2 separate regions of the Homo sapiens genome follow, and region 2 is linked to region 1. Evidence: read pairs that join two places in POLR2A ChIA-PET (ENCODE). Cell type or tissue: PC-9. All regions are shown on one strand.

Region 1 (5,000 bases):
AGGTAATCTCCCAGGTGAAACCAATAAGCTTTAACAAGGTTATGACTTAACCACAAGTGTACGAAGTATTTTCAAAAAGGTAGCAAGCAATTTTTACAAACTCTAGAATTTCCAAACGTAGCTCAGAGAAAGGAAAATTCAAGACGAGAGTCAGAAGTTGTTCATGAGGGGAAGAGAATCAGCAAATAGCAAAGATCAGAAAGATATCAAACCAAACAGGTCTCATTCCCTGAGCTGGAATTGAACCCTGCCTGGCTGCCATCATAAGATGGCAAAGCTTAGCCACTAAGCTACACCGTTGGTGGTTTCCATTGTTCCTCCCAGAAGGAGGAGCCTAAGAGCAGCCAATTTTCAGCTTGCAAAGGCTTTTAACTGCTCAAGATAATTTTTAGAGCTAACTATGACATGAACTCCAAAATTCCTGTCCTCCAGAGGGTGGAGACCAAAAGAAAGTACCATCATGTGATTATAAGGTCAAGCTCCCAATGACATAAAACAAGATGACAGGGAAACCTTATCCAGTGTTTTTTTGTTTCAGGGACCCGCAGTTTGTAACTGACCAGTTTGCCAGGCTGGCTTGAACAGCAGACTTCTGGGAGTCCTAGGCCCACATTTTATCCTATTTAACCCCTTTTATGACCAAATGACACAGAAAGACCAATTCATAGCACAAAGTACACCAGGTTTGCTACAGCTTAAGATTGGCTCACAAATACCTTTTTTTTTTTTTTTTTTTTTTTGAGACGGAGTCTCGCTGTCGCCCAGGCTGGAGTACAGTGGCGCGATCTCGGCTCACTGCAAGTTCCACCTCCCGGGTTCACGCCATTCTCCTGCCTCAGCCTCCCGAGTAGCTGGGACTACAGGCGCCCGCCACCTCGCCCGGCTAATTTTTTGTATTTTTAGTAGAGACTGGGTTTCACTGTGTTAGCCAGGTTGGTCTTGATCTCCTGACCTCGTGATCCACCCGCCTCGGCCACCCAAAGTGCTGGGATTACAGGCGTGAGCCACCGCACCCAGCCTCACAAATCCTTTTTATCATTAATTAAAACTTTGCAGAGGAGACAGTGATTTTTACTACTCCTACAACCGTTTCCACACAGAGAGAGGCCAGAAGCCTGACTGCTAAGAAATTCTTACCCTTTTGCCAGCATGCCAGGCTTCTGGGTTCCCTCTTTCTGAGTGGCCCTAGCGACCCTGTTAGCTGCACATAGCCTGGGGGCCAAGCCACAACACAAAGGAAAATCATCTTTTCTGATTTCAGGGAACCATAGGCAAAAGCCTCTCAATTTTGTAAGATGCTGCCCAAGAGATTGCATGAGGGAACTGAATTAACATTTTCCCTTCCAGCCACAGCAAAATACATGTGACAAAACATAGACATTAGCCACTCTGCTTAGTGCCCAATATTGAACTGGTAAGGCTTAAACTTGCCCCTGGTGGGGCTCTGCTATCTTTAATCTATTCAAAGTGGGGTGGAATGGCCTCCAGCCAGAAGTTTCAACATGTGATCTCTAGACAAGATATAATAGAAAGCTGGAAAAAGGAGGCCGGGCGTGGTGGCTCACGCCTGTAATCCCAGCACTTTGGGAGGCCGAGGTGGGCAGATCACGAGGTCAGGAGATCGAGACCATTCTGGCTAAGACGGTGAAACTCCGTCTCTACTAAAAATACAAAAAAAAAAAAAATTAGCCAGGCGTGGTGGCGGGCGCCTGTGGTCCCAGCTACTCCGGAGGCTGAGGCAGGAGAATGGCATGACCCTCGGAGGCAGAGCTTGCAGTGAGCCGAGATCGCACCACTGCACTCCAGGCTGGGTGACATAGCAAGACTCCGTTTCAAAAAAAAAAAAAAAAGAAAGATAGAAAAAGGAAAGAAGAGAAAGAGAGAAAGAAAAGCATTGTCTGCAGCAGGGTGGGGAAGGCAAAGAGTTCAGGGAGGACAGAGAAGGACCCACCTATTGCAGTGACACTAAATTAAAAGTTCAGGGCCAGGTGCGGTGGCTCATGCCTTTAATCACAGCACTTTGGGAGGCCAAGGTGGGCGGATCACCTGAAGTCAGGAGTTCGAGACCAGCCTGACCAACATGGTGAAACCCTGTCTCTACTAAACACAAAAAATTAGCCAGGCATGGTGGTGGGCGCCCGTAATCCCAGCTACTCGGGAGGCTGAAGCAGAAGAATCACTTGAACCCAGGAGGCGGAGGTTGCAGTGAGCTGAGATTGTGCCACCGCACTCCAGCCTGGGAGACAGAGTGAGACTCCGTTTCAAAAAAAAAAAAAGTTCAGGCAGCTGCTTGTCAGTCATGAAGGATCTTTTCCAGCCATCTCATCAGCTCTCAAGTTTCCTGCTTTGGGGAGAAAAAAGTTCCCCATGTCCCATGATCCTGTACATGCCTAATCCTGTCACACACAGCCATCAGCAAAAAGCGCAAGGCAGATTTAATTTTTTAAATCAATTAGTTGTTTAAGCTTTTTAATTCTTTTTTGTAAAGTCTTTAAATGCAAATATTGAAATTTTTTAGAAGCTTCTGCATATCAATAGGCATCCCTACATGAGACTGTACATGAGACTAATTTGGGAGCCCTCATTTTCAAATGCACTTCAGTGCAGTGTTGTTCTTTTGGAATGTTCTACTGCAAGTTATCTTTAGTAAAAAAAAAAAAAAAAATTTTATTTGAGACACAGTCTCTGTCACCCAGGCTGGAGTGCAGTATTATGATCTCAGCTCATGGCAGCCTCCACCTCCTGGGTTCAAGTGATTCTTGTGCCTCAGCCTCCCGAGTAGCTGGAATTACAGGCACATGCCACCATGCCTGGCTAATTTTTTTTTTTAATTTTTAGTACAGACAGGGTTTCACAGTGTTGGCCAGCCTGGTCTCAAACTCCTAGCCTCAAGCAATCTACCCACCTTGGCCTCCCAAAGTGCTGGGATTACAGGTGTGAGCCACCACGCCTGGACAATTTCTGTAAGGCGTTGCTCCTTCCAGGGCCTAATACTTATGCATGTATAATCCAGAAGGAACTCAGTTCTTCAGAAATTCAGTATCACATTTTTTACCTCAAATACTGGCTTTGCTCTCAGGTCCCTTGTTCAACTTAGCCAATGATTTTTTTTCCTACCTAAGTGCACAAGAAAAATAAAGGAGTAGAACATAAAAATCTCTGTGAATTTCCAAAAGCCAAATTTTACACCTTTGCAATATTGCCATTTAATACTGGTTTCTTTCTGATCCAGTTAGATGTAAGAGGTCTCTAACCGGATCCAAGCCAGTTAATTACTGGAGCCAATCCGATCCTGGACTCAGTTCAATTTCTTTCGCGACTTTCAAACCCAATCAGGATCAGAAATTTACTCAAAGAAACTCAGAGAGCTCAACACACAAATCTGTGGAGCTTCGGAATCTGCAAGAGAACTTACCACGATCCCCAGCTGCTCCGAGAGAGAAAGAGACACAATGGGCCTGGAGGGTACCTCGCTAGGTCACTCAGCACTTCTGGGGGTCATTAGAAGCTCTACTTCCAACCCCACTTCTGACACCACCTGATAAAAGAAAAACTTCAGCCGAATAAATTTTAAATGAGGTTAATTGCGCAATAAACAATTCACAAATCGGGCAGCCTCCCAAGCCAGAGTATGCTCAAAGTCTCCAGCACAGCTGCGTGGTGGAAGAAAGTTTATGGACAGAAAAAGAAAAGTAACATACAGAAAACAGAAGTGAGGTACAGAAACAGCCAGATTGGTTACAGCTCAATGTTTGCCTAACTTGAACACAGTTCAAACAGTTAGCTACATATGATTGGCCAAAACTCAGTGATTGGCACAAGTGTAGGCTATGGTCTGTTTACACCTCCACTTGTTATAGTTCATGATGTACAGAGAAACCTTTAGGCCAAACTTAAAATATGTAAGGAGGCAACTTTAGGCTAAACTTGATTTAACAGAGGAAATTATTTTACATATTGGGGAACTGACCACAGAAGTAAAGTAACTCACCCAAGTCACACAACTCCTGGTAGAAACAAAATTGCGTAGTCCCCCTACCCCATTCCCATAGGATCTCAGAACCCCTACAGGACCAGACATAAAAAATACTGATATAGCCACAGAGAAAGGCAGGGAAGTAGGGAGATGAAATAAAAATCTTTCAGGGAAAAAAATAATGAAGGACATGAAAAGACCTCCAGAGTAAGTCTTAGTGCTATTTATAGACTTCAAGTTATGTTCTTACTTTTAGAATAAAAATGGTACCTTATATAATTTTATCAAAACACTTTCATTTTAAGTCATAGTAAATTTAAAAATGTTGTCATGCACATAACATTCACAAAATGTTCTTGTTGAATGTATATTTTCAAGTGTAGTTCTACCTGGAAATAAAAGTTGTTGCATTTGAAACACCTATGGGATAGTATCTTAGCTTTACCTGATGTATAAGACGCAGCAAAAGGTTGACAACAAAAAAGTCTATTACTATTACAGTAAAAGAATAAAGATGAGAGAGCATGGAGTCCAGCCTGGAAGAGGAAGTGAGGCGAAATGACACTGCATGGTTGTTGGTCCTAAGCAAGGATTTCCCCTCCAAGCCCAACACGGGGAAAACCAGTCCTCTCCTTGGATGCGTCAAGTGACGGCAAGTTCAGTGTCACACACGGATGTTGAGGGTCCTCCACTGAGTTTATGGGCTAGAGAATTACTCACCTACAGAAACGAAGCCCAAAGAAAAAACAGATGAAAAACATGATATACAAGCTGTGCTACAGAGATGTCGTTTGTTCACCTTAGGTTACTTTGTTTTTATTATATTCACAAAGCCTAAAACTAAAGGTCCGTGCATTTTAAAGCAAATTCCACCTTCAAATGTTAATTTTCATTCTGTTAAATAAACACTCATTGTGAATTTTCACTCTTTAGGCACTAAGGATGTAACTCAGAAGACCTGGGCCTTGTCCTCAAGCTGCTTGAAATCCAAAATCCAAAGAGACAAAGAAAAGAAGATTGCTAC
Region 2 (5,000 bases), 290 kb after region 1:
TTCACACTGTCCATATTGTAGGATAGGTTAGAATGGGGAAGGGGAACTGAAGGGTTTGGAGAAGGGGTGAAGACATGGAAGGCCCTCCCAACCAAAGCAATCCTCAGGACCCCTCTCTGCTTTGCCCACTGAGCAAGACTCCCAGTCCTTTCTCCATCAGGGGGCAGAGTGCAAGAAGAGAAATTGCAGGACGCAGAGAAAAGGCAGGGGATAGAGGAGGTTTTAGGTAGCTGGAGGATACTGGGAAAGAAGACTGAGGTCAGTGGATCTTGGCATGATGGGGTGAAGACTGGGAGAGTGATTGAGATCAAGGTTTAGAGAGACACTGAGAGGGCTTCTGCAAGGGAGTGGTTGGACATCAGGAAGGAATATAAGGGAGGGGAACTGGGAGTATGTGGAGTTATCTAAAGGAGTACAAGTGGAGTAGGGGCAGGGACTAGCCAGAGTAAAGGAGATGAAACGGACAGAGGCCTCTTATGGGAGGTGGTGGCCAGGTATGGAGATCTGAGAGCCAGGGAAGTGTGGGTTCTGATTTGGGAGCTGGGTCAGCAGGAGTGTCCATTGGAGGAAATAGAGGATAAAAACTGGAATGGTGCCCCACAAGTGTGAGTCAGGGAATGGGGGTGATTTGGGGGACAAGCTTTAAAAAATGGTAGGGTAGCCTGGAAAACCAAACGTGGTGAGAGATGGACCCTGAAAGTTATTGGGAATGGTGTGATGAGGAAGGGTTAGAATTTGAGTCAGGGCTAACTAGAGTGTCAAGGGACCTATGGGGGCAGGTGAGAGTGTGGAGAGATGGCTGGGTAGACAGCTTCCAGGCCACAGAGTAAAGTAGAGGTGTTAAGGAGAGGATATGGTGACTTTGAAAGGAGAGGTGGCTTGGGGAGTCTAAGTTTTGGACACCATTGGGAGACATTTGAGTGACTGTGGTCAAACCCCTAGATCAAGGTTTGGAGTCTGTAGGAGAAATGGGGGAAACTGGAACCCAGAGTGGGGACTGTTATAGGGATGAAGAGGGAAGACAATGGATTGGGGTAATGAAGGAATGACAGAGATAGGGACAGACTGAAGGGACCAGTGGCCAGCAAGTTGAGGGGCAATAGGAATGGCCGGTCTGGAGCAGGAAGGGCGTGTGTGTGGGAGGAGGAGTAGATAGAATTGGGAAAATGAGCAGCCTGAACAGACGCAGGGAGTTGGAATTGGATGGGTGGTGGAACTGGGGCTGGGGGATAGTGAGGGGTCTGTTCCTGTGGCTCTTTGTAGAGGTGGAGGAGACTGCAGGGGTGGAGGTGTATGGAGGTAGGGATGGAGGTGGACAGGGGGAGCTGGGTGTGAAGCTTAGGGAAAGGTGATGGCTGAGGGGAAGAAGGGAACTGAGAGATGCTGGGTCGGGTGATGGAAGGAGATGAAAGGTGGGGGAAGGTGACCAGGCCCTCTGGCGGGAGGGGAGGTTGGGTCCCAGTCTGGCCGCAAGCCGGGCCGTGGGAGGGAGACAAGCTGTGGATCCTGATTATAAATGCAGCTTCTGCTACCCCCGTGACAGGCTCGGAGGGAGAGAAGGGGGTAAGGGAGGTGGGAGGTTGGGAGGAAAGCAGGGAGAATGGAGGAACTGAAGGTCAAGGGAAAACTGGATTCAGGAAGTAGCTAACTTCTGAGGAGTTGCAGAAGAGCTGAGTAGGGTTTGGGAGAATTCTCCGGAAGGTGTTTCAAGACAAATGGAGGGAGAAAAGAGGGTGGGACGGCAAAGAATGAGAGAGAGAGACTGGGGGAGAGAAGGGAGAGATCCAGTCACCAAGTGTGGAGGGGCCGGGGCAGAAAAAGTGGGCAGGCTTAGGGGGAAAAGGAGGCCCGCCCTTCCTGGGAGGAGGCGGAGGGGGGAAGAGGGAGGGGAGGGGCGGCGTGGGCCAGGGAGGTCTGACACACCCCCACCTCCCCTAGATACACCCCCTACTGATCCGGGACCGGAGGAGCGAGTCCAGTCGCAACAAACTGCTGAGACGCACAGTCTCCGTGCCGGTGGAGGGGCGGCCCCACGGCGAGCATGGTACGGCGGCCGAGCAGGCTCTCATGACCCGGACAGGCGCGGGGAGAGGGCTGAAGATGGACCGGGCTGGCGGGGCGGGGGCGTCGGGGAGCGGCGGGAGCTGGCCGGGGGCGGGAGAAGGCGGAGACAAAGTCTTGCTTCCCGAGGGGAGATGGCGCCCTCCTCTGGAAGGTGGAGCGGGACAGGGGCTGTGGGTGAGAGGCCCCTGTGGGTCCTCGCTCGGCTTCGCTCCCTTTCTCCTCTCCAGCAGTGAAGTTTGACTATTTTCCTGGTGCTTGTAAAAATAGTCTCCTTAGATCTTTAGCTTCCAGTCCGTGTGTTCCTGCCCCTGCCCCTCCCAGCCCCTGGTCTGGGATCTTGGAAAGAATGACCTAGTTCCTGCCCTCCCCCCAGACCTCTTCCCCACCCCTATGCTCCTGATTCTTCTTCCGGACCTTCAGTCCTTGAGGTCTCCTTTTATTACCCCCTGTTTTCTCCTCTCATCAGCTGCTTCTATTTTCTGCAATTGTATCACCCTTTCTCTTTCCTCCCTGATTTCTCTTATTTTCTGTACCCCTCTTGATTACCCCGTCCCTCCCCTCTGCTCCCGGCGAAAGTCCATCAGACTCCCATCTCATCTCCTTTCTGTCTGTAGAGCTATCTGCGCGGTCTGTCTCTCCAACTCTCTCCCTCTCTCCATCTGTCTCTTCCCCTCCCTCCCCCTTTCTGCCCCCCCAACCCCCTCTTTAGTCATTTAAAAAAAGATTTTTGTCTTCCTGAGAAGTTCGCTTAAAAGGTTTCCATGGGAACAGTGAGGGGAGATGAAGGCAGAGAACAGAGATCTGCAGCCAAGGTGCAGAGAGACGCCCTCAGCCCCCGGAAACCCCCTCGTCACTGCCCCCTTCCACTTCATTTCCCTTCCCGGACCTAGCGATCCAGGTTCCCCATTCCTCCAACCCCCAGGTGACCCCTTTTTCCCACCAGCTCCCCCTCCCTTCAGGAATTCAAGCTACCAGTTTCTCTCCCTTAGAGAGCCAGTGACCTGTCCCCATCCTTTGGCTCCTTCCAGCCTTCTGATAGGTCCAGGCCCTACTAGCCTTGTGGGCCGGTTTGGGGACCTTGGGTGGGTGGGTGGGTGGTCAGGGATGTGTGTCATTGTCATGGAAACCCCATACCATCGGGGTGTGTGGGTAGCACATCTCTGTGAGGCAAAGTCAGGTGGTGGTGGAGTGTATACAGAGAATGTGTGTGATGTCTGTCACATCTGTGTGTATATGTATATGTGTGTATGTCATGTTCATGTCTGGGGAAGATGTGTGTGTTTGTGTGCATGTGTGTACACCTGCGTTTCCAGGCCAGAATGGTCACATGCTCACAGAGCATGTTTATCATGTGTCCTGTGGTTGGCAGATCTGCCCACTTATTCCCCATCTTTCTCCTTATCCTGAGTCCTCAGGGTCTAGGGGTCTCTGGCGGGGGTCTCCCGTGTGTTTTGGGTGGGGACACCGTGTGTGTTTGGAGTTGAGGTGGCATGTGGAGGTTGCTGTATTGGGGTTCAGTAGGGGCTGGGAGGGGTTCCAGGGGCATATGTATTTGGGGGGAGGGCTTAGTGAAAGTTGATGGGGGTGAACGTTTAGGGTCTTCAGGCAGACATGGAATGTGTAAAGGGCATGGAGGATGTGCAGTGGACATAGGGGTCGTTGGGACCTTGGGGACTTGGCAATGCCAAGGTGTTTGCTGAGGCTGTGGACTCTCCAGCCCGGGAGAGGTCGCCGGACCTTTGAGGGGCATTGGAATCCTGGGCTCCTCCTCTGCTGGGTGGAGCCGCGAACCCTCGTTCTCTCCGCGGTTTTGTGTGTGTGGGGGGGTCCTGCTCAGGAGGGGATGGTGGGTGGCCTGGTTTGTTTTGGGGGTCCCCTTGCCCCCCTCCCCCGTCTCTCTCGCGCTGTCTCCGGGCGACAGGGCTCGTGACAGAGGCGGCCACGGCAGCAGCGGTCGCCTAGCAACGGCGGCGGGGCCCGGGCAACGGCGGCAGCGGCGGGAGCGGCGGCGGAGGGAGCCGTTCCCGCGGCCGTCACCGCGCGGCCGTCCCGGCCGTCCCGGGCCCCGCCGCCGCCCCCACCGCGCCGGGCGGCGCGAGCCGGGCCGTACCGCCCCCTCTCCCTCCGCACCCCGCCCTTCCCCCGCGCAGGGGCGGGGCCCCTCCCCCACCGGGGACACCCCTGGCCCCCCCGGGGGGCGGTGCGAGGTAAGGGCGGGGCCGGGCGGACTAGGAGCGCGCGTAGAGGGGGGGGCGCCGCGCGCGTGGGGCGGGGGCGCGCGTGTGCGTGGGCGCGGGGAGGGGGGTGGGGAAGCCGCGGTGGCGGCGGCGGCGGCGGCAGCTGCTCCCTCCGCATGTTCTCGCTGCATCTTCCGAGTGGGGGGAGTTATGGTAACCGGAGGGGGACAGCGGAGGACGGGAGGGTCGGGGACCGGCCTCGTGCGGACAGGGTCTTGAGCACGCGGGGGCGGCCGGTGTGTGTGGGATCTTGGAGCCCCTGGTGGAAGGGGCAGCCCGTGTGTCCGCGTGTGTGTTCGTGCCCATGCTCGTGTCTCCTGTGTGTCGGTGCCATGTGCACACGGGGGCCCAGTTCCTCGTGCACACATGTGCAGCCATCCTTGTGCAAGTGTGTCCTGTCTTATCTTGCCTCTGCCTGTTTCCTGCCTAGGGGGCTGTTGGGCCAGCCACGGGCTTGTGGGGCAGTCCGCGGCCTTGCTGGTCCATGTCACCTCTGACCCTGAGCATGCATATCCCTGGCTGGGGCTCACCTCCTGTCAGGCTTCTGTGTGTGGGAATGTGTGGCCCTATGAGCAGGATTTTCTGTGTCCCTGGTGGCAGGTGTGTGTCTTTGCATGTGTGTTCCAGCACTGGCCTGAGTATCTGTGTCAATCCCAGCATGGGTGTCCAGGGCGTGTCTGGATGTGGGTGGTGTGGCTG

What was found. ChIA-PET counts read pairs that join two places held together with the same protein. Peaks named below come from ENCODE experiments on the same cell type or tissue, not always from the same donor. Only the 100,000 strongest peaks of a DNase experiment are listed, where the experiment ranks them.
Region 2: POLR2A ChIA-PET joins it to region 1 with 14 read pairs; 3 of 35 experiments call an interaction of 5 or more read pairs at or near these places.

What each region holds. Positions count from the first base shown.
Region 1 is chr6:33,136,212-33,141,211 of GRCh38, forward strand. LOC105375021 (a long non-coding RNA gene) reads right to left here. Exons shown (of 5, transcript NR_190905.1): 2 at 3,416-3,538. Among named protein-coding and RNA genes, the nearest start is that of HCG24, 4.6 kb to the right of the region's middle. In PC-9, no CTCF peak of the experiment used is centred here; no DNase peak of the experiment used is centred here; H3K27me3 peaks cover 3,246 bases.
Region 2 is chr6:33,423,860-33,428,859 of GRCh38, forward strand. It overlaps SYNGAP1 (synaptic Ras GTPase activating protein 1), which reads left to right. Exons shown (of 19, transcript NM_006772.3): 3 at 1,939-2,044. Among named protein-coding and RNA genes, the nearest start is that of SYNGAP1, 6.3 kb to the left of the region's middle. RefSeq lists an enhancer at 1,521-2,063. In PC-9, CTCF peaks have their summits at 2,254 (motif pointing left) and 4,787; a DNase peak (open chromatin) is centred at 1,982; H3K4me3 peaks cover 3,123 bases; H3K27ac peaks cover 1,277 bases.